Regions from separate parts of the Homo sapiens genome. Here region 2 is linked to region 1. A link is an interaction called in ENCODE POLR2A ChIA-PET data of the cell type or tissue named here. Cell type or tissue: A673. All regions are shown on one strand. Each heading gives the region's core, and the rest is flanking DNA. Links, peaks and the distances in the headings are about the cores only. Region 1 has its middle 680 kb from the start of TENT5A. Region 2 has its middle 770 kb from the start of BCKDHB.

What was found. Peaks named below come from ENCODE experiments on the same cell type or tissue, not always from the same donor. Only the 100,000 strongest peaks of a DNase experiment are listed, where the experiment ranks them.
Region 2: POLR2A ChIA-PET joins it to region 1 with 10 read pairs; 2 of 35 experiments call an interaction of 5 or more read pairs at or near these places.

What each region holds. Positions count from the first base shown.
Region 1 is chr6:81,069,571-81,080,798 of GRCh38, forward strand. No RefSeq gene overlaps it. Among named protein-coding and RNA genes, the nearest start is that of TENT5A, 680 kb to the right of the region's middle. In A673, for the core only: a CTCF peak has its summit at 6,622; a DNase peak (open chromatin) is centred at 6,621; H3K27me3 peaks cover 847 bases.
Region 2 is chr6:80,867,478-80,878,705 of GRCh38, forward strand. No RefSeq gene overlaps it. Among named protein-coding and RNA genes, the nearest start is that of BCKDHB, 770 kb to the left of the region's middle. In A673, for the core only: no CTCF peak of the experiment used is centred there; DNase peaks (open chromatin) are centred at 4,944, 5,294 and 5,664; H3K27ac peaks cover 3,395 bases.

The DNA.
Region 1 (11,228 bases), core at 1,804-9,803:
CTTAGTCCATAAATGACGAGTTAATGGTTGCAGCACACCAACATGGCACATGTATACATATGTAACAAACCTGCATGTTGTGCACATGTACCCTAGAACTTAAAGTATAATAAAAAATAAATTAATTTAAAAAAAGAAAAAACTATGCTTTGTTTGACAGACTTAAAATTGAAAAAAATCAGAGCAAATATATTTAACATGGCTGGGTGTGGTGGCTCATGCCTATAATCCTGACAATTTGGAAGACTGAGGCAAGAGGATCATTTGAGGCCAGAAGTTCAAGACCAGCCTGGGCAATTTAGCAAGACCCCATCTTTACAAAAAAGTAAAAAAAAAAAAAAATAGCCAGGTGTGGTGGCATGAGCCTGTAGTCCCAGCTACTCTGGAGGCTGAGGTGGGAGGATTGCTTGAGCCCAGGAGGTTGAGGCTACAGTGAGCCATGAAGGCACCACTGCACTCCAGCACCCTGAGGGACAGAGTGAGACCCTTACTCAAATATATATTTACCAAAAATCTGAAGGAAACTACTCTGTATATTAAATTGTTTTTGCTTGGAAATAAACATACACAATAGGAAAACTTTTCAATGATTTCTTTTAAAGATCTTGACACAAGTCAAATCATGGGTCATTTATATAACACTTTGGATGGTCTTTTCAATAGATACGAAGGTTTTAGGGTTGAAATATACTTGGCTGCCACACTCATGCATTACTCTCTTCTTTTTATATTGATGAGTTTATTTTAATAAAACCTACTATTTCTTAAGAAATGTTACCATTTGGTAAGATCTGGAGTTCTTTTTTTTTTTTTTTTTTGAGATGGAGTCTCTCTGTCTCCCAGGCTGGAGTGCAGTGGAGCAATCTCGGCTCACTGCAAGCTCCACCTCCCGGGTTCACGCCATTCTCCTGCCTCAGCCTCCCGAGTAGCTGGAACTACAGGCGTCCACCACCACGCCCGGCTAATTTTTTGTATTTTTAGTAGAGATGGGGTTTCACCATGTTAGTCAGGATGGTCTGTATCTCCTGACCTTGTGATCCGCCCGCCTCGGCCTCCCAAAGTGCTGGGACTACAGGTGTGAGCCACTGGCAGTGCCCGGCCTGGAGTTCTTAATACTACATTTTTAAACACTTTTCAATACTTTCTAGGCTTCCCTAGTCTCATTCTTATCCTAGTCTCTGAGATATCTCAACTTCCTACACACCTTCAACTATCAAAGTCTAATGATTAACTCACAAAGTCCTATTTTCTGCTCAGCTGTCTCTCCCATGTTCTAGCTTGCCACTTTTTAGTGGAAATCTATACATCAATGTCTTCCAGATGCATCAAATGTGACTTCCAAACTGAAACTTTTCTTATTCCTTCTTCTCTTAATTCCTAATTTTAGTGAGTGGTATCATATTTCTCCCCTAAGACAGGAATCTGAGGGCTATTTTTGACTTTTCCCGCTACCTCACCCCTCTGTACCTAATTGATAACAGAGTCCTGTTGACTGTGCCTTCTTGTCCATCATTATTAAAATTTTCTCTTTCTCAGATCCCCTGCCTACCATTTTGGCTCTTTCTAATCCATTCATTGTATGTTGCTAGCATGATCTCGAAATTAAAATATGGTCATGCCACTTTTCTGTTTCAGATGCCTTAGGGTGCCAAGATTGCAAGTGGACTCACAGGATTTATGAGACTTTCAGCACCTGACTAGTAGCTTCCTCCTCAAACTGCTTTCTAGGCAATTTTCTTACTCCTGCCAAGCTACAGTCATTGGGATTCATTTCAGCTCCACAGCTATGCCAGGCTCTGTCTCACTGCTTTACTTCCAACAGGCAGTGCTTAGAATATGTGTATATTTAGAATATTGTTTGCCTTCTCCTCTCCCTTCTCCCCATTCACTGACCTAACTTGAAATCAAACATGTCTTAGTCTGTAGGTCAATCCCCTTAAAAGACTTCTCATGATTCCCTCTTAACATCTCCTCTAGCTTGGAGTAGGAGTCCCTTCAACATGCTTCCATTGCACACTGTATTTTTTTCTCATATTATCCATCACATTTTACTGAAATTTCTTATTTAGCCACTTACAAAGTTAATAGTTATTTTATTATATATCTCTACCATTAGATTACCATCACCATTTGAGACTTTGTTGATCTTTTCTTAAATTGTGTCTCCTTTGCCGAGGGCAGTGACCAGGTATAGGTGCTCATGTTAATATTTATTGAATAAATTAATGGCTGAGTGTTGGTAAGCTCAGTTAATTCTGAACAAACAATATATTCAGGCATCATTGGCTAAATAATATGCCCACGGTAAATATATTAACCGCCTCTTTATTAAGCAACCTCAAATACTAAACACATTCATTAGAAACTGAAAGTTTCAATTTACAGAACAACTGGAATGTACTAAATAATAAAGCCTCAAAATATATAGAGCAAAAATGTCTAAATTCCAGAGAAAAATTTGCAAAGATACACTGCAGTGGGAAATTTTAACACACATCTCACAATTATTGATAGTTCAAACAATTAAAATTAGCAAAGTTTTCAAAATATTTAAAATGTGTATATAAAATGTTTGATTTATTGGAGGTTGTATTTCTATAAAATATCACTTCGTAAAACTGATTTAAGAAGAAATCATAACATAGCACCTAGAAATAAAAAACAGCAAAACCTTCATAAATATAAAAATATAAAACTTTATTTAATACATTATAGTAATGTCTTCATATCTAACAAGATTTCATACCATAAAGATGTCATTCTCTCCAAACTGATGAATAAATGTAATTTAAATGAGATTATTTGATGACTGATGATAATACAAGTACTCCTGAAAAAGAAAAATAGGAATAAGTCATAGAGCTAATTAAGTCCATGACCTATTGGCACAGGAATAGAGAAGTACCAATGGAATGGAATAGAGATATCAGAAACAGTTTTACGTTTGACACATAAGGAAGATGGCTTCGAAGATCACTTGGGAGTGGATCAATCAGGAAACAAATGGTGCCAGGCCAATTGCATATCCATTAAAAAATAATTGCAGTGGGCTTCCTAACTCACACCATACATCAAAATTGCTTCTTCATAGATTCAAAGCTTTAATGTTATGTTAAAATGGTAAATAAAAAAGAAGGGAGTCAATGAAATGAACTAGCACTTTATAGAAGGGGAAATAACTACCCATATGCGTATAAAAAGTATTAAACTTCATTAGAAACCACTGAAATTGTAAAACATCCATATTATAATATTATTTAGTACACACTTAATTTTTGCAAAATTTAAGGCATCTGATAGTTTCAAACATTGAGTGGTGACTTTTACGCAATGTTTATGACAGTGAAATTTGTTATCATATTGGATACAACTTATCACTCTCTTAAAATTGTGGATCTTCTCATTATCTGTAGAAATTTTACTGGGCATATATGCCAGAAATTCTGGAAGATGCATTAAGAAACCTACCCAAGAATGTTCATTGCAATATTGTTCACAATAGCAAAATCTGAAAATACCTCAAAGTTCCCTCAACAGGAGATGGATAAATATGCATCTTTTTAAAGAATAAAATATTACAAAACAGTGAAAGTAGGTATATATGCCTATAGTAAAATTTCTAAAGAAAGAGAATGAAGATAAGAAGAATCAAGAGAAATAAAGGAAATTAAAAAAAAGTTTAAATAGTGGTTATCTTTTGAAGGGAGGCAGGGGACAATGGAATAGGGAATGGACATGTAAATTTGATGATTTTGATGATATTCTGTTCTTTGGTTGGATTATAGGCTTTTATTTTGTTGTGAACTTTATAGCACATATATATCTATATACATATACATACTTCATAGTATATATATATATACACACACATATACACACATATATGTATATATTTGTATATATTGCATATTTTATTTTATATTAACTGATATTTTATGCCATGTAAGCAATTTAAAAATCATGCAACATGTGATTTGCTTTCATATTCCCAACTAAGCAGTACCAGCACATAGTAGACTCTTCATACATATTTGATAAACAAAGAATGAACTATTAAACATTTATAGTGGAAAGAGAAAGACTTTACAATACTCCAGAAAAAGGAAGGCAAAATACTGTAGAACAATAAAGCATTTTGATTGAGAACAATGCCCAATTTAGGACATAAAAGAAAGTATATGACTGACAGGCATCTCTTAAACCACTGAGTCCATTTAGCCGGATGTCATTTCACTTCTAGGGAAAGACTGCTGTAGAGCTCCTCATATTCATAATCTTAAAATCTCCTTGTAAGGGCAAAAAGACTAAGGTCAAATAAAAATAAACATCATTAAAATCTAAGATACAGGATTTATTCATAAAGGATGTAAGAGGGAATTCAATTCATAAAACAACATTTTCAGACAAAAGGCCATAAGTTTTGGGATTCTTTATGAATTATCAAATACTCTTTTAAGTTACTAAAGAAAAATGCTAAGCATGCTTTTAGGTAGATCAGAATTCTGTGTACCAAGATATCAATTACCCCATTTTTATTTTAGGTTCACAAAGGGAAGTTAAAATTAATTACTATGTTTTTGTGAATGCTACAACTTGTTGAAGGCTTGTAAATAAATAATGTTCAACTGATAATTCAAACAAAAAGCTTTTATCAAATGGATATATTTCTTTTGGGTGGTTTAGCAAATGTGTGATTTGCTTGAAATTCATGGCCAAGTCACAGAATGAGCAATATTACAGTCTAAAAATATGCTTCTCACAGAAACCATGAAACATGGCTAAGTCTTTCACATCACCACCCAGAAAACCTTTACTACATAGCTTATTGGTTAAGAGCTCTTCTCCAAAGCCAGACTACTTCAGTCCAAATCCTGGTTCTGGAAGAACCAGCTGTATTAATTCGGGTGAGTTAATTAATTCTTCTTTGCCTTAGTTTCCTCATCTGAAAGTGGGAAATAATAATAACACTTAATTCATAAAGTGATTGTGAGAATTGATATCTAATACATGGTAGAAAGTTTTTAAAAATTCTGCAAATATTTTAATGATGCTATTATAAACAGAAATAAGTTGTCAACGAGCGTAAAATATTATCTTCTGAATCTCTGTTAATATTCCCAGATACAATGCTTGGCAAATGGTGGACATTTGGTAAAGAATTATACACTGAACATATTTCTGTATACTGTTCATTATCAATTTTCCAGTGAAAGATGAAAACCTACTAGCACTGATTGTAAAGGACAAAACAACCTTGAGAGAGAGCTGGGACTGGGGATAGGGCAAGAGTGAGTTGAGGTGCATAGCAGAAACGTTGTAGGTATTCTCCCCTTTCTACCATATTGTCATCTCTACACTTCACAGTGATAAAAGCTAAGAGACTATTGGGAAATTCGTTAATGCCTTGATTAATTCAAACAGCATTCATTCAGAAGGTTCTAGACAAGAAACACTGTTCTGTGGTCAGTAAAAAAATGATGTTCCAGTTCTCAACGAGTTGTTGCACAGACAGGTAAATAGGAAATCAGAAATGTATCATTTTTTTCACAATTTTTCTAAAAAATACAACTGATTTTAACCTGCCAAAAGTAGGGAACAGGCTGAATACTTTCTCTTCTATTATCCCATATCTAGGCAGAGAAACAAATTACCTTATCCTAAAATTTATTTGCCCCATGGTGGTGTCTGGTGGTGAGACAAAGGGGAAATCCCATAGAGTTCTGAACAGCTACCTACAGAATACAGAAAAGTTGCTCTCACTACAGGCATTTAGGATTTTTCTGGTATAGAATGTACTTCTTTATCTTTTTCTCTTTTTTAAAATTATGAATTATCATCAATTATTAAGGCCAGAGATACTAGTTCATACTACCTTTCTAGAGCTTTAGCTAATATGCTGTCATAAAGATTACTTAATGTCGGAATCTTGGTGAAAACTGGGTCACATAAACTCACCATTTCTTCCACTTAACACATACTACATAGAATATTTATAAGATTAAAACTACATAGTATCAAAAATGAGCATGTGTATGTATGTCCACATGATATGGTCATTCATGGTATTGACTTAAATAGTATACGCTGCTGGATTATATTTAGTGCAAAGTGAATTTAATAGCTATAATTGCTCATACCATTTCCTGAGGTTAAGCCAGTTTTTTTTTTAAAGATCTGAATACTGCAGATACTGAATTCAATGTTTGTTCACTTTTAATGGAGATTTTATTACACCATCTTTAAAAAGCTATTCCACATGAAAATATCGTTGATACCCTACTCCCTTTCTTCTCTGCAGCTATCAACCCTGAAAAGGGGGATATGAAGCAGCTTCCAGAAAACATATACAAGATTAAAAAGCTGAAAGTTGCCTTTGCTAATTCGCAGTATGCCATGAAATAATTATGCATGTGCTAACTGGCACTTTTCGCTTTTTGTGTGTGCTTCAACACTCAGTTTTCAGTAGATCATTTAGAGCGGATCAGCATTCTTCAGAAACTAAAAACACAACACAAGGCAGGGCAGCACGGCCTGATGCGAAAATAATGCAGCCCACAAAGGTGGTCTTTGTAAGACTTGAGGACATGCTGGTGTCTGTTTCTGAATTGGCAGGCTCAATGCTTCCCCTAGTGTCTGCTCCTGAAATACTAAACTCACCCGTGTTGCAAAGCAGGACTCTAAGACACAAGTAGGCTTTTAAGGCACCAAAATAAGCTCCAGAACAAGAATTCATTTTACAGATTTTGGTGAAATCTCTCCTGTAAAGAAGCTTGATGTTGTGCAGTGGGTTTTGGTGAAAGCCCATTCAGTTTGTTGACTTTTTTATGGGGCTAATAACTCCTAAGTTTCAAAGTGGTAATTAGAATAATGGGGACCTTGACATTTTCTAGAAATTTATTGAGTTCCCTTATTGCACTCTATTGAGTCTTGAGCTGTTTTATTAACAGAGGACAACTACAGCATTTTACACTTAGTTTTAATTTCTTCAGGCCAATTTTAAAAATAAGTTACTTTGAAGTTTTATAAACTATTTTAAAAGTGACTTTATTAGTATCTGAAAATATTTTCTACTTAAACAAAACCTTAAGGATTTACACCTTATCTGGTTACCACACTGCATTCAATTTTCCATCTTTACCGTGTACAGTAGGCACCCTGTGAACTTTAGCATTGGACATTAAGTGATCTAAGCTGTCACGTCCCATTTAAATAAGGGTCTAATTCCAATGGCTAGATAAGCTAATATTCTAGCTCCTTCTTTCTTTTCAAATTCAGTGCTTATGGTGTCATTTTAATTCTTTTTGTCATTTTCAAAATTTCTTTCTCTCAATTTATAATTACCACATTCCTCAGCCATCATGGAATCTGCTGGAACGTTCAGTGTTAGAATGGTGAGGCAGCACCTTATTTTTGAGGCAATTCAAAATATTATAAAGCACTGAATTATTCTGCTGCTACTATGCTACATATTATTATTATTTACAGGGAAGTAAGAATGAATTAAGGTTTTCTATAACTGCACGTTTAATTGAAGTTATTATACATTCCTCCGCCCTGTAATTGCAAAGAAAACTTCAGCATTTTCTGAAGGAATCCCAGTTCTTTTCTATCTTATTCTCTTTATTGTTACATGTAGACTTTTTTTTGTTTATTTTTAGATGTGTGTCTATACTATTACACTTATACTCTGTATTTGCTTTTTAATGTTTCTGTAATAATGATGTGCTCTACCATCTATATATATAACATATATAGATATTGTCTATATAAGTTGACTGTAGGGCACATCATCATATATAATATAGACAATATATTTAATACATCATTATATATGTATGTGTATATATACAGACTATAAAGCACATCCTATATATATGCATACACACATATATTACATATAATACTATGTATAGCACATATAATACCTATATATAGATTTTGCACTGACGCCCTTTCAAGTTATTTTCCCTTTTGTCCCTTACTAGCCCCCTAGGTGGTGAATGACTTACCCAAGTTCATACCACTTTTACATGGCAGGATGGAAACACAGAGTCAGGGTCTCTAACTTTAAAGTCTCTATCCTTTTCTTTTTTATGGATCCATTTCATATTCAATAATAGAGTATTGCTTTTCATGTATGTGTTTTTTCCATCTTTAAGAATTTAGTGCAAACTTCCACTAGAGGCCAGATGATACCACTAACTTTCCAAAATGTCCTTCGCAGTGGCACATTTGCCTATAAAGAACAAATTTTTCTGTTTTAAGCCATGAAGGCACTGACTTGCAAAATTAACTGGAAATAGGTGTACGCCTACCTTGTGAAAGGAATATATTTCAATACAGAATAAGACAACTGGAAATCCCAAAGAGGAGGAAAACCAATGTGAATGTCAGCTAATAACTGAGGGTAGAAAAATTTTAACAGTAACTGAAATTAAATGATTTTCTTACTTAGCTTACTGTTGCTAGGTGTGGTGGATGAGAGAGATGAGAAAATGCCACGTTGTGAACGATTGACAGTTGTTCTTTAATACTAATGTCTTTTACCTTTATCTTTATATGGATAGACTATATTCCTTTTTTTCTGTGGTTTTCTCCTCTTGTTTTCCACAATTAACAATAGAATGGAAATTTTTATATATAAATGAATAAGTTACTTATTATTATTATCATCATTATTTAGATACAGGGTCTTCCTCTGTTACCCAGGCTGGAGTGCAGTGGTGAGATCTTAGCCAACTGCAGCCTTGAACTCCTGAGCTCAAGCGATCTTCTCGTCTCAGCTTCCTGACTAGCTGGGACTACAGGTGCACACCGCCAAACCCAGGTAATTTAAAAAGTATTTTGAAGAGACAGGGATCTCACTCTTTGCCAAGGCTGGTCTGAACCTCCTGGCCTCAAGTGCCTCTAATTCCAATATGTCAACGTTATTTCTATTTTCTAAACTATGTTTCACAGTTACATTTGTGCTTCATTTCTTAAACACATGTGCATTTTATTAGGTATCCTGTTATTTTTATTTACTATTATTTAAGAAAGATGTGTTAATAGCAAGTGGTTACATTTAATTTAATTGCTTTATTGTCATATTGAAACATTTTTTCACATTGTATTTTTTATGTATGCTAAATCGGTAGACTAATAGCTATATCACAAATTCTCAAATTTCTCAGGAATTGGCACCTCACTGTTGCTTTTGCAGGAGGCTGCACTCTGTAACTTATTCCTCCTTTGTTTTGTCTAGTTTGAAGGTGAAATAGATTTTACTCATCTGTGGGAGAAAATAGGTTTCAGGTATTGGCACCATATCGTTTTTGCTTCAAATAAGGCAGTAAATAAGGGAGTAAATAAGGTAGTAAATAAGGGAGTAAAAGGGGGCACTATAAGTAATTAATTCTGGGTGATAGATTTAATCTTTATTTTATAGGGAAAAGTGGGATATAAAGTCACTCTACTTTTAAATAAGTATTATGTTCTTTTATAACCTTTTCTATTAGCTTCTAGAAAGGCACTAGAGACTCTAGTTCACAGATGCCACACTCTCAGCACCATCAAAGAGGAGGTGCTATCCACTTGGTGAAGAGTATGCCAGATTTGGCTTTCAAAGAAGCAGACATCCATGTATACATATGTAACAAACCTGCACGTTGTGGACATGTACCCTAAAACTTAAAGAAAAATAAATGCAAAATACAAATTCCTCTGTAAGACTTTTAAATTATCTTTTAAAAGTAAAAGTTAAAGTAATTATATAATAGGCATTGACTTTCACCCATTCTTTGGTTTGCATAATAGAAATCACAAAGTCTATCACTACTGATCACAGTGTTGAGATCAGAGAGAACCTCATAGGATTATCCACTTATTTGGATAGGGTTGAAACGCAAGCAAATCCTGCAACACCTGACTTTCAAAGAAGATTTGGCTTTTTTTAAATGGTAAGACACTTTCATAAGATGCAGCACATAACACATCAATATTCTGGAGAGGATAGTGCTGGGAATTTTTTACATTATATACCACCATTACAATCGTGCAATATCTATTGCATTTCCTCCCAATTTGCTCCTGTGCTGTGGTGACTCTACATAGGGTGGAACCATCCTATGAATGGTTATTCATAGGATAGAGCCTCGCAATTGAAGCATCTTTTATTCACAGCCATAGTGCATGAATGGGAAAGCAAATTTAAAGTTGTTTCCTGAAAGAGAGTTCTACATTTAAGTGAGGAAAGTGAGTACAAAATGTACCCCAGATTAGAGAGACGGAAAGTGGTTGTTAGTAGGAAACTGAGACAGAAGGGATGGAGATAGAGTTTCTCGAAGTATTGAAAAAACAGAGTGAACACTAGGAAGTTCAGATCAGGTATTCGAAATTGGTTAAAACAAGGTAACAGATTCAGTCGACAACTCATGAGTGTATTCACGTGTGTTTCTAGGACCTGCCTACCTGGGCATGTTGGATCAATTTAAATGGATTGGAGCAAATGTGCAGTGATGGTGCCTAGAGGAATTAGTTAAGCTAGAATTTAGAGATATGGCAGAGGGTTAAAAAATGAATACATGAATGAGAAATCTGTAGATTTTGCTTGTATAATAACAAATGTAAATAGATTCATCGACTTTTAATTCCTGTAAAGTAGAATTCAGATATTACATGAGAGTTCTGCGTCACCAAAGAAATGGTGGTTGCCCTTGTTCAGTCTGATGCAGAAAATTGGAAGCCCCCTCCTTTCAAGCCCTTATTATAACACACAACTACAATATTTTCAGTCTAGTAATTTAGTTTTGAAAAGTGATTTTTGAGAATATTCTTTTTTTTTTTTCCCCCCCCAGCATCTAAGACAGGTAAATCCTACATTTACCTTGTAGGATTTTTTCTTTTTTCTTTCTTTCTTTTTTTTTTAAATTATACTTTAAGTTCTAGGGTACATGTGCTAAGAACATTGGTATCATCAGTTGCTTTTCTCCCATCCGTGAACACTGCCGATTTGCATCTACTGCAACTTAGGCTGCACCTGTGGCTCTAAGATGGTTGCCATAGACAGTGTGAGTTGGGGGGCCCAGGACCCATCCAATGCTCTTACACACCTTAAATTAATTTCCTGCCTTTTGTCTTAATCTCCACTTTACCACCAGCTTCTCTTACTAAATTTGTAGTTGTTAAGGACTCTATTCGAAAGCCCATCCTTAACCTATGATAGCCTGGCAGCCCCTCAACTCTGTTTT
Region 2 (11,228 bases), core at 1,838-9,837, 200 kb before region 1:
CTGCTAGATATATATCAAAATGAAAATCAGTATGTCAAAGAAATATCTCCATCCCCATATTTATTGCAGCACTACTCATAATAATCAGGATATGGAATCAATCTAAGTGTCCATCAATGGAAAATGGATAAAGAAAATATGGTATGAATACACAATGAAATAATATTTAGCCATAAAAAATAAAACTATGTCATTTGCAGCAACATGGATGGAGCCGGATGACATCATATTCACTGATATAAGCTAGGCACAGAAAGACAGATCTGGCATGATCTCACTTATATGGGGAATCTGAAAAAGTTCATCTCATGTAAGTGGAGGATAGAATTGTGGTTACCAAAGCCTGGAATGCCTAGGGAGAAGGGGGAGTTGGGGAGACATTGGTCAATGAGTAAACAGTTATAGTTAGATAGGAATTAGTTCTAGTGTTCTATTACACAGTAGGGTCACTATAGTTAACCATAATGTATAGTTTCAACTAGCTAGAAGAGAGGATTCTGAATGTTCTCACCACAGAGAAATGATAGATATTTAAGGTGATGGATTTGCTAATTACCCTGATTTAACTATTAGCCAATATGTACATATATTAAAACAGCACAATATACCTCATAAATATGTACAATTATTGTGTCAATTAAAAATAAAATAAAACTACACAAATAAAAATAAAATAATATACACCATAGTCAATCATCTTCTCCTTTTAAGATTTTTTATTCAAGTTTGAAAAAGCCTTTCCTAGCCTTAAATTTAAATATGGCATATTATTTTTTCCCTGCAGAGGTCTTTCACATGCTTGTATTTTTTTTGGGGGGGGGGCAGCTATTGTGAAAGGGGTTGAGTTCCTGATTTGCTTCCCAGCTTGATCTGCTGTATAGCAGAACTACTGATTTGTGTACACCAATTTTGTATCCTGAAACTTTGTTGAATTCATTTACCAGTTCTAAGAGCCTTTTGGATGAGTCTTTAGGGTTTTTTAGGTATACATTTATCATATCATTAGCAAGCAATTTGGATGCCCTTTTTTATCTTTCTCTTGTCTGATTGCTCTGGTAAGCACTTCCTTTCTATGCAGAATTGAAGTGGTTAAAGTGAATGCGTATCCTTGTCTTGTTCCAGTTCTCAGAGGGAATGCTTTCAACTTTTTTCTGTTCAGTACAATGTTGGCTGTGGGTTTGTCATAGATGGCTTTTATTACCTTCAAGTATGTCCTTTCTATGCCAATTTTGCTGAGGATTTTAATCATAGAGGAATGCTACATTATGTCAAATGCTTTTTCCGCTTCTATTGAGACGATCATGTGATTTTGTTTTTAATTATGATGTATCACATTTATTGACTTAAGTATGTTAAACCATCCCTGCATCCTGGGTATGAAACCCACTTGATCATGGTGGATTATCTTTTTGATATGCTGTTGGATCCAGTTAGCTAGTATTTTGTTGAGGATTTTTGCATCTGTGTTCATCAGGGATATCAGTCTGTAGTGTTTTTGTTTGTTTGTTTGTTTGTTCAATATGTCCTTTGCTGGTTTTGGTATTAGGGTGATACTGGCTTCATAGAATGAATTAGGGAGGATTTCTTTCTCAATAGGATTGGTACCAATTCTTCTTTGAATGTCTGATAGAATTCAGCTGTGAATCTGTCTGGTCCTGGGCTTTTTTTTTTTTTTTTTTGTGGGCAATTTTTTATTACTATTTCAATCTTGCTGCTTGTTATTGGTGTATTCAAAATTTCTATTTCTTCCTGGTTTAATGTAGGAGGGTTGTATACTTCCAGAAATTAATCCATCTCCTCTAGGTTTTCTAGTTTATGTGCATAAAAGTGTGCATATTATTCTTGAATAATCTTTTATATTTCTGTGGTATTAGTTGTAATATCTCCCATTTCGTTTCTAATTGAGCTTATTTGGATGTTCTCTCTTCTTTTCTTGGTTAATCTCACTAATGGTCTATAAAGTTTAACTTTTCAAAGAACCAGGTTTTTATCATTTTTATTTTTGTTGTTTCAATTTTATTTAGTTCTGCTTTGATCTTCATTATTTCTTTTCTTCTGCCAGGTTTGGGTTTAGATCGTTCTTGTTTCTCCAGTTCCGTGAACTGTGACCTTACATTGTGTATTCATGCTTTTTAGATTTTTTGATGTAAGCATTTAAGGGTACGAACTTTCTCAAGTACTGTCTTTGCTGTAGAATTTTTAAATTTCCATCTTGATTTTATTGTTGACCCAATGATCATTCAGGAGCAAGTTATTTAATTTCCATGTATGTGCATGGTTTTGAGTGTCCCTTTTGGTATTGATTTCTAGTTTTATCAACTGTGATCTGAGAGAGTAATTGATATAATTTTGATTTTCTTAAATTTACTGCAATTTGTTTTGTGGCATAATGTATGTTCTATCTTGGAGAATGTTCCATGTGCTGATGAATGGAATGTATATTCTGCAGTTGTTGGGTAAAATGTTCTGTAAATATGTGTTAAGCCCATTTGTTCTAGGGAATAGTTTAAGTCCATTGTTTCTTGGTTGACTTTCTGTCTTGATGACCTGGCTAGTGTTGTCAGTGGAGTATTACAGTCCCCCAATATTATTGTGTGGCCATCTAATTTGTTACATCTGTTAGTAATTGTTTTATACATTTGGGAGCTCCAGTGTTTGGTGCATATATATTTAGAATTGTGATGTTTCCCCACTGGAAAATATCCTTTTATCATTATATAATGTCCCTCTTGGAAAACCATAAAACACTGTTGAAAGAAATCATACACAACACAAACAAATGGAAACTCTTCCCATGCTCATAGATGAGTAGAATCAATATTGTGAAAATGACTATACTGCCTAAGAAGTCTACAAATTCAATGCAATTCCCATCAAAATACCACCATCATTCTTCACATAACTAGAATAAACAATCCTAAAATTCATATGGAACCAAAATGAGCCCCCATAGCCAAAGCAAGTCTAAGCAAAAAGAACAAATATGGAGGCATTACATTACCCAACTTCATACTATAAGGCTATCATCACCAAAAACAGCATGGTACTAGTATAAAAAATAGGCATATAGACCAATGAAACAGAATATAAAACCCAGAGATAAAGCCAAATACTTAAAGCCAACTGATCTTTGACAACCAAACAAAAGCATAAAACGGGGAAAGGACACCCTATTCAATAATTGGTGCTGGGATAATTGGCAAGCCACATGTAGAAGAATGAAACTGGATCCTCATCTCTGACCTTATACAAAAATCAACTCAAGATGTATTAAAGATTTAAATCTAAGACCTGAAACCATAAAGATTCTAGATGATAGCATTGGAAAAACCCTTCTCGACAATGGCTTAAACAAAGATTTTATGACCAAAAACCCAAAGCAGATGCCACAAAAACAAAGATAAATAGATGGGCCTTAATTAAACTAAAAAGCTTCTGCACAGCAAAAGAAACAATCAACAGAGTAAAAAGACAACCCACAGAGTGGGAGATAATCTTTGCAATGTATACATCTGACAAATGACTAATATCTAGAATCTATAAAGAACTCAAACAAATCACCAAGAAAAAAAAAGCAATCCTATCAAAAATTGGGCTAAGGACATGAATAGACACTTCTCAAAAGAAGATATATAAATGGTTAAAAGGCACATGGAAAAATGTCTAAGATCACTAATGATCAGGGAAATGCAAATCAAAACCACAATAGATACGACTTTACTCCTGTAAGAATGACCATAATAAAAAAAAATAGATGTTGGTGTGGATGTGGTGAAAAGGGAAGACTCTTACACTGTTGGTGGGAATATAAAGTAGTACAACCACTATGGAAAACAGTGTGGAGATTCCTTAAATAACTATAAGTAGATCTACCATTTGATCCAGCAATCCTGCTACTGGATAGCTACCCAGAGGAAAAGAAGTCATTACACAAAAAAAGATACTTGCACGCCCATGTTTATAGCAGCACAATTTGCAATTGTAAAAATATGGAATCAGCCCAAATGCCCATTAATCAATCAGTAATGAAAATGTTATCTATATCTATCTATCTATCTATCTATCTATCTATCTATCTATCTATCTATCTATCAATCTATCATCTATCCATCCACCCACCCACCATGGAATACTACTCAGCCATAAAATGGAAGGAAATAACAGCATTCACAGCAACTTGGATGGAACTGGAGACCATTATTCTAAGTGAAGTAAGTCAGGAATGGAACACCAAACATCATATGTTCTCTCTTACAAGTGGGAGCTAAGCTATAAGGATGTGAATGCATAAGAATGATACATTGGACTTTGGGGACTCAGGGGAAAATGTAGGGGGTGGGGAGGGATAAAAGACTACACGTTGGATACAGTGTACAGTGCCCTGGTTACTGGTGCACCAAAATATCAGAAATCAGCAATAAAGAACTTAAGCAAACACCACCTATTCCCCAAAAACCGATTGAAATAAAAAACTTAAATGATAAATAAATATGGCCTACTAGTTTTTGAAAGATCTTATATGCCAATTTGTCACATTATTGTGTAGAGTAAAAAAGGGATTTGTTACAGTCTTATTTCAGCAAAATTCCAAGTGCTCCTAAGTGAGATGATAATCAAAAGAAAATATTCATTAGGAAAGAAGTATCTCATACATTAAATTTTAAACATATGTGTAGCTAAACTTTTCTTTGAAACTCAAATATGTATATTTCTGAGACAGCAATCTCAAAAGAGTATGAACAAACATTTGTCTCTTTGAGATACCATACAGCAGGGAGTGTAGAAGACCACATAAGACAAAGATTACATTCTCACATTTTGATTTTTTTTTTGACCGGATTTGACCTTTCCCTTTCACAATATTGGACTCAATAACCTTGCTCCTCTCTCTGTCCATGAACTGTTGGCTTCAACAATTCTTGCGCTATGGAATCCTGCCAGCACTGCAGGAGGGCTGGAGTACAGAGGCAAGGTTCCAATGTCTAAATTAGGGCCAGTTACTTCCAGAAGAAAATTCACAGCTCTTGCTGGGGGTTGCTTGCAGGGAATTTTTCCAGAGAAAGTGTGTTTGTAAAAGTATGGAAGTGGTCTGTGAAGTATATAGACGCAGTCTCAGGGAGAAAAGAGGGGTGGGAGATATTACTTGAATTGATCATCTTGGACCTAAGAAGGATCTCAGGCCTGAGGGATCAGAAATAAACACAGTTGTTCACAAACTTGGAGCAGCTCTCTAGCACCTTTTTATTTTCAGAAAAATACAATTTTTAACAAAGATTCTCCCTGAGCTTTCAGTTTCAAAAATATTTTCCCCTGGAGATAGGAATAAGAGAAGTCAATTGTCTCTGTATGTTGCCCTGCTTGTTTCCTTCCTTCCTTCCTTCCTTCCTTCCTTCCTTCCTTCCTTCCTTCCCTTCCTTTCTTCTTTCCTGTCTCTGTAGCTGTCACAAATTCTTACATGTTAACTCTTCCCTACATCCAAAATTAAGAGGAAAATAATTATTAAATAAAAATAATTTCTTCTTAACAATAATCCACTTTTCTGGGTTCACCTAAATTCACCTTTCAGTTTCTAGGGCTGAATGTTTACCAGGTGTTGTTACTTCTTAGCTGTGTGTTTTTGCAGATGTGTACACTGCAGTTTTTTTCTGTCACTGGACCTTGATAAAAGAGGACTCCAGAGGCCTAGGGGCTTACCTTTTAGAGTTGATTATGGGTTCCACCATTATACTTTTACTTAGCCTTTCAAACCACATCGACAGTCTTAGATAATTAAGTAACTTTCCTTTGTAAACCTGGGCTTTTAAGCATTAACCTCCACTAATATTAGATTAGGAAAGGGTAAATAAAACACTTTTATTTATTTTTCAATATACACTACAATTTGTCTCACACAATTGTCTTTCAAATTAATTTTCCCAATATTTTGGAGAACCATATTTTTAACCTGACATGTTCTTGGCCTAGTCAGAGAAGAGATAAGTTTATTGCTTACATAACCATGTGAATCAGACATGGAAAATACATATTAAATTATTTAATTCATTCTTCTGCCAATATTATATTATTCCCTAAAGTCCATTCCTCTATTTTTTAGACTTGTTATGTAATTTACTAACCCGGTTTAACTAACATTTCTTATTTTCCTTATTCATTAATTGATACAGATACATTTTTCCAGTCAATGTAATTTTCATTAATATTTGCTGACTAGATAAAAGAAAACATTAATATTGCCTTTTATTTTTATAGTAATTCTCTGTATATACACATAATTTTTTAAAATTTGTGCCATCAATGACATATTGTTGTACCTATTATATAACTGAGAAAATTAGGGTACAAAGAAATTGTGGAACTTCTTCAAAATGATATAGTGAGTGACTTATCCAATGTGGACTAAATTCTATAATTTTAAAATTCAAAATGACAACGGTCTTACAGAACAATGAAAATAAAAAAAAGTTGAAAAACTTATTAAACCCAACTGTGGATAAGCAATCCATGCACTGTAGTAATAACATACATTATTTTATTCAATACTTAAAACTGTCCTGTTAGATAATATTATAATTTCCACTTTGAGGATGACTCTAGTTCTGGAAGTTCATGTAACTTTTTGAAGGTTGAAATTCTAGTATTGAAGAGCTTCAGGCAGCCAGACAGAACACTATATTAAACTGAAAATGAATCTTATTTTTCTATGTTCCATATTATTTTGCAACAATATCTTTAAGTTTATTTTTTCTTATATTATGCTAAAGTTTGTACGTTGAAGAAAGAGTCTAAGAAGTGACAATGTATAAACATTTCAAGATTCTGGATATGTGCTGTCAATTTTTTTCAAATAAATTCAATCAATTTATACTATCTTTAATATTTAGATTTTTCTCATAACATTATCAAATATTATTAACATGTAAAGTTATATAATTGTTACATAAAATGTATTTATTCATATTTTTAATTGCATACTTTAGAGTACTGGTAAGTTTCAATTTTTGAATAGCTATTCATTATTTTTTTGCTTTTCAGGAAAAATCATCTTTTCATTCCTGTGCTTGTGGAACATCTCAAATACTGGGGGTTTCTTATTTATTTGCCAGAGCTGTACACCTATTAAAAACATTAGCACTTGCTCTATCATATTTTAATAAATACTTTTCTCAGTTTTTCACTTTTCTTTTTAATTTGTAAGAGTTTCAAAATTGTGTGTCAACATATATTGATATTTTTCTTTCTCATATGCTTGATAAGATTGCAGAATCTTCCACCATCTAGATTTGATTAATAGTCACACTTATTTTTGCTTGTCTATGCTGTTGTTTTTGTCAGCTTAATATTCTACTTATTATTGGAAGCCGTGAAGAATCTGAATTATTCTTGCAATTAATCAATACATTAAACATCATCATTAATAATTAAATTTGGATACATTTATGCATATTATTTTTTCATCATGTTTATGTAATAGAACTGGATAGTTTCCTGGCAATGTATTAACTAGAATTAAATCATCTTCGTATTTTTTCTTGTTGGCATAATGATAAAATTGTAGTATTTCATTATTGCCTGTTTTTTACTAGACTATTGGTTCCATAATCAGTGATTGTGTATTTGCTGTTTTCTGATATTGTCTATGGTACTTGAACCATAGTGGTACTCAAGATAAATATGTGTACAAATATGTGTATGTTTGTGTGTGTGTGTGTGTATACATACATATACATTTATAAACATATAGGTATATATCTGTTAGACATCTATATGTATGTACACATATATGTATTCATATATATGTGTATATATACACACTTTTACTGTTCAGACTGGTCAATAAAAAGAGCTAATACTGTAAAAATGCATAAAGTATTTTTAAAGGATTTCTATGCAATGTCATTCTGGTATTTATGGGTTATTTAAAAAAGAGAATAGTATGAACACATGCTTAAAGGGCTTTGCCATGCATCCTCTCACTCCATCCCTGAAAGTGACAAATTGGTCTATTCTGCTTTCCTACCTGTCCTGCAACTTGCTAATTCTTGCCTTCTCCAATAAGCTTATCTATATTGGCAGAAACTGAAGAATAACCTTAAAACTGGCACTTGTTTTCTGTATGTCAGAGACAGATGAAGATAATATTTCCTTTACATACAGCTACCAACTATCAGACTCTCTTTTGCATTTTTATGCTTACCCTTCATTCTTTTTAGAATCCATTTCAGATTCTGTTGTTAACAGCATGATTATTTTAATTTCTGAGATTCTCTGTGGAACCATTTTAAAAGAATCTGCAACCTTCTCATTCTCTCAACTCAATGATAGCTTCTGAAGTCTTTGTATTCACGTGAAATCATTCTGAAAAATGCCCATGTGTTTGAAACAATGTTCATTGATTTAGATTTTATTTATATCATGTTCACTTAACAAAAGGATTTCAGAATTCTTATCATTGTTGCTACCTGCTGATCACATCAGGAAAGAGCTGTGTAAGGAGCTTTCTCAGTTTTATTTTATTATTATACTTTAAGTTCTGGGATACATGTGCAGAACATGCAGGTTTGTTACATAGGTATACATGTGCCATAGTGGTTTACTGCATCCATCAATCCATCATCTAGGTTTTAAGCACCACATGAATTAGGTATTTATCCAAATGTTCTCCCTCCCCTTGCTCCCCACTACCTGACAGGCCCTGGTGTGTGATGTTCTCCTCCCTGTGTCCACGTGTTCTCATTGCTCAACTCCCACTTATGAGTGAGAACATGCAGTGTTTGATTTTCTGTTCCTGTATTACTTTGCTGAGAATGATGGTTTCCAACTTCACCCATGTCTCTGCACAGGACATGAACTCATTCTTTTTTATGGCTGCATAGTATTTCATGGTGTATATGTGCCACATTTTCTTTATCCAGTCTAACATTGATGGGCATTTGGGTTGATTCCAAGTCTTTTCTATAGGGTATAGTGCTGCAATAAACATGTGTGTGCATGTGTCTTTATAGTAGCATGATTTATAATCCCTTGGGTATATACCCAGTAAAGGGATTGCTGAGTCAAATGGTATTTCTGTTTCTAGATCCTTGAGGAATTGCCACACTGTCTTCCACAATGGTTGAACTAATTTACACTCCCACCAACAATGTAAAAGCTTTCCTATTTCTCCACATCCTTGCCAGCATCTGTTGTTTCCAGACTTTAATGATCACCATCCTAACTGGTGTGAGATGGTATCTCATTGTGGTTTTGATTTGCATTTCTCTAACGACCAGTTATGACGAGCTTTTTTTCATGTTTGTTGGTCACATAAATGTCTAAGAAATGTCTGTTCATATCCTTCACTCACTTTTTGATGGGGCTGTTATTTTCTTGTAAATTTGTTCAAGTTCCTTGTAGATTCTGGATATTAGACCTTTGTCAGATGAATAGACTGCAAAATTTTTCTCCCGTTCTGTAGGTTGCCTGTTCACTCTGATGATAGTTTCTTTTGCTGTGCAGAAGCTCTTTAGTTTAATTAGATCCCATTTGTCAATTTTGGCTTCTGTTGCAATTGCTTTTGGTGTTTTAGACATGAAGTCTTTGCCCATGCCTATGTTCTGAATGGTATTGCCTGGGTTTTCTTCTAGAGTTTTTATGGTTTTAGTTCTTACGTTTAAGTCTGCAATCCATCTTGAGTGAAATTTTGTATAAGGTGTAAGGAAGAGGTCCAGTTTCAGTTTTCTGCATATGGCTAGCCAGTTTTCCCAGCACCATTTATTAAATAGGGAATCCTTTCCCCATTGTGTGTTTTTGTGAGGTTTATTGAAGATCAGATGGTTGTAGATGAGTGGTGTTATTTTTGAGGCCTCTGTTTTGTTCCATTGGTCAAACATCTGTTTTGGTACCAGTACTATGTTGTTTTGGTTACTGTAGCCTTGAAGTATAGTTTGAAGTCAGGTAGTGTGATGCCTCGAGCTTTGTTCTTTCTGCTTAGGATTGTCTTGGCTATATGGGTTCCTTTTTGGTTCCATATGAAATTTAAAGTCTTTTTTTTTCTAGTTCTGTGAAGAAAGTCAATGGTAGTGTGTCCGAAATTTATTCCTTCCAGTGGGTTCTTGGTCTCGCTGACTTCAAGAATGAAGTCGCGGACCCTTGCGGTGAATGTTACAGTTCTTAAAGATGGTGTGTCCGGAGTTTGTTCCTTCAGATGTTCAGATGTGTCTGGAGTTTCTTCCTTCTGGTGGGTTCGTGGTCTCGCTGACTTCAGGAGTGAAGCTGCAGACCTTCGCAGTGAGTGTTACAGCTCTTAAGAGTGGTGCGTCTGGAGTTGTTTGTTCCTCCCAGTGGGTTCGTGGTCTTGCTGATTTCAGAAGTGAAGCCGCAGACCTTTGCAGTGAGTGTTACAGCTCTTAAAGGTGGTGCGGTCCCAAAAAGTGAGCAGCAGCAAGATTTATTGTGAAGAGCAAAGAAAAAAGTTTCCACAGCATGGAAGGGGACCTGAGAGAGTTGCCTCTGCTTGCTCAGGTGGCCAGCTTTTATTCTTTTATTTGGCCCCATTCACGTCCTGCTGATTGGTCCATTTTACAGAGTGCTGATTGGTCCATTTTTACATAGTGCTGATTGGTGTGTTTACAATCCTCTAGCTAGAATCTATAAATCACCTTTGGCAGTATTGCCATTTTCATGATATTGATTATTTCTATCCATGATCATGGAAAGTTTTTCTATTTGTTTGTGTCCTCTCTTATTTCCTTGAGCAGTGGTTTGTAGTTCTCCTTGAGGAGGTCTTTCACATCCCTTGTAAGTTGTGTTCCTAGATATTTTATTTTCTTTGTAGCAATTGTGAATGGGAGTTTGACCTGATAGCCTTTCCAGTGATCAGAAACTGATTCATTATGTTCCCTAGTAGACTAAGAGGAGGGCAGAGATCCAGCTGATAAGAAGACCAAAAAAGAAATTTACCCTCTCTCACATGCTTCCTTTCCTACTTTATTGAAATGAATACACCTACCCACAGTTCCATAAGAATTGAAAATGAATTTTCCGTGCCTAATCACTTATTAAAAATAATTAACTAGTGATTTTTTAAAAAAATTGACAAAAAATCATATATTTTTATGTTAGCTCATGATTTGTGATACATGGCAAGCTAATGCAATATGCACATAAGCATTACCCCACATATCTTTTTTGTGATGAGAACATTTAAAATATACTCTCAGGAAATTTCAAGTACACAATATATTGTTATT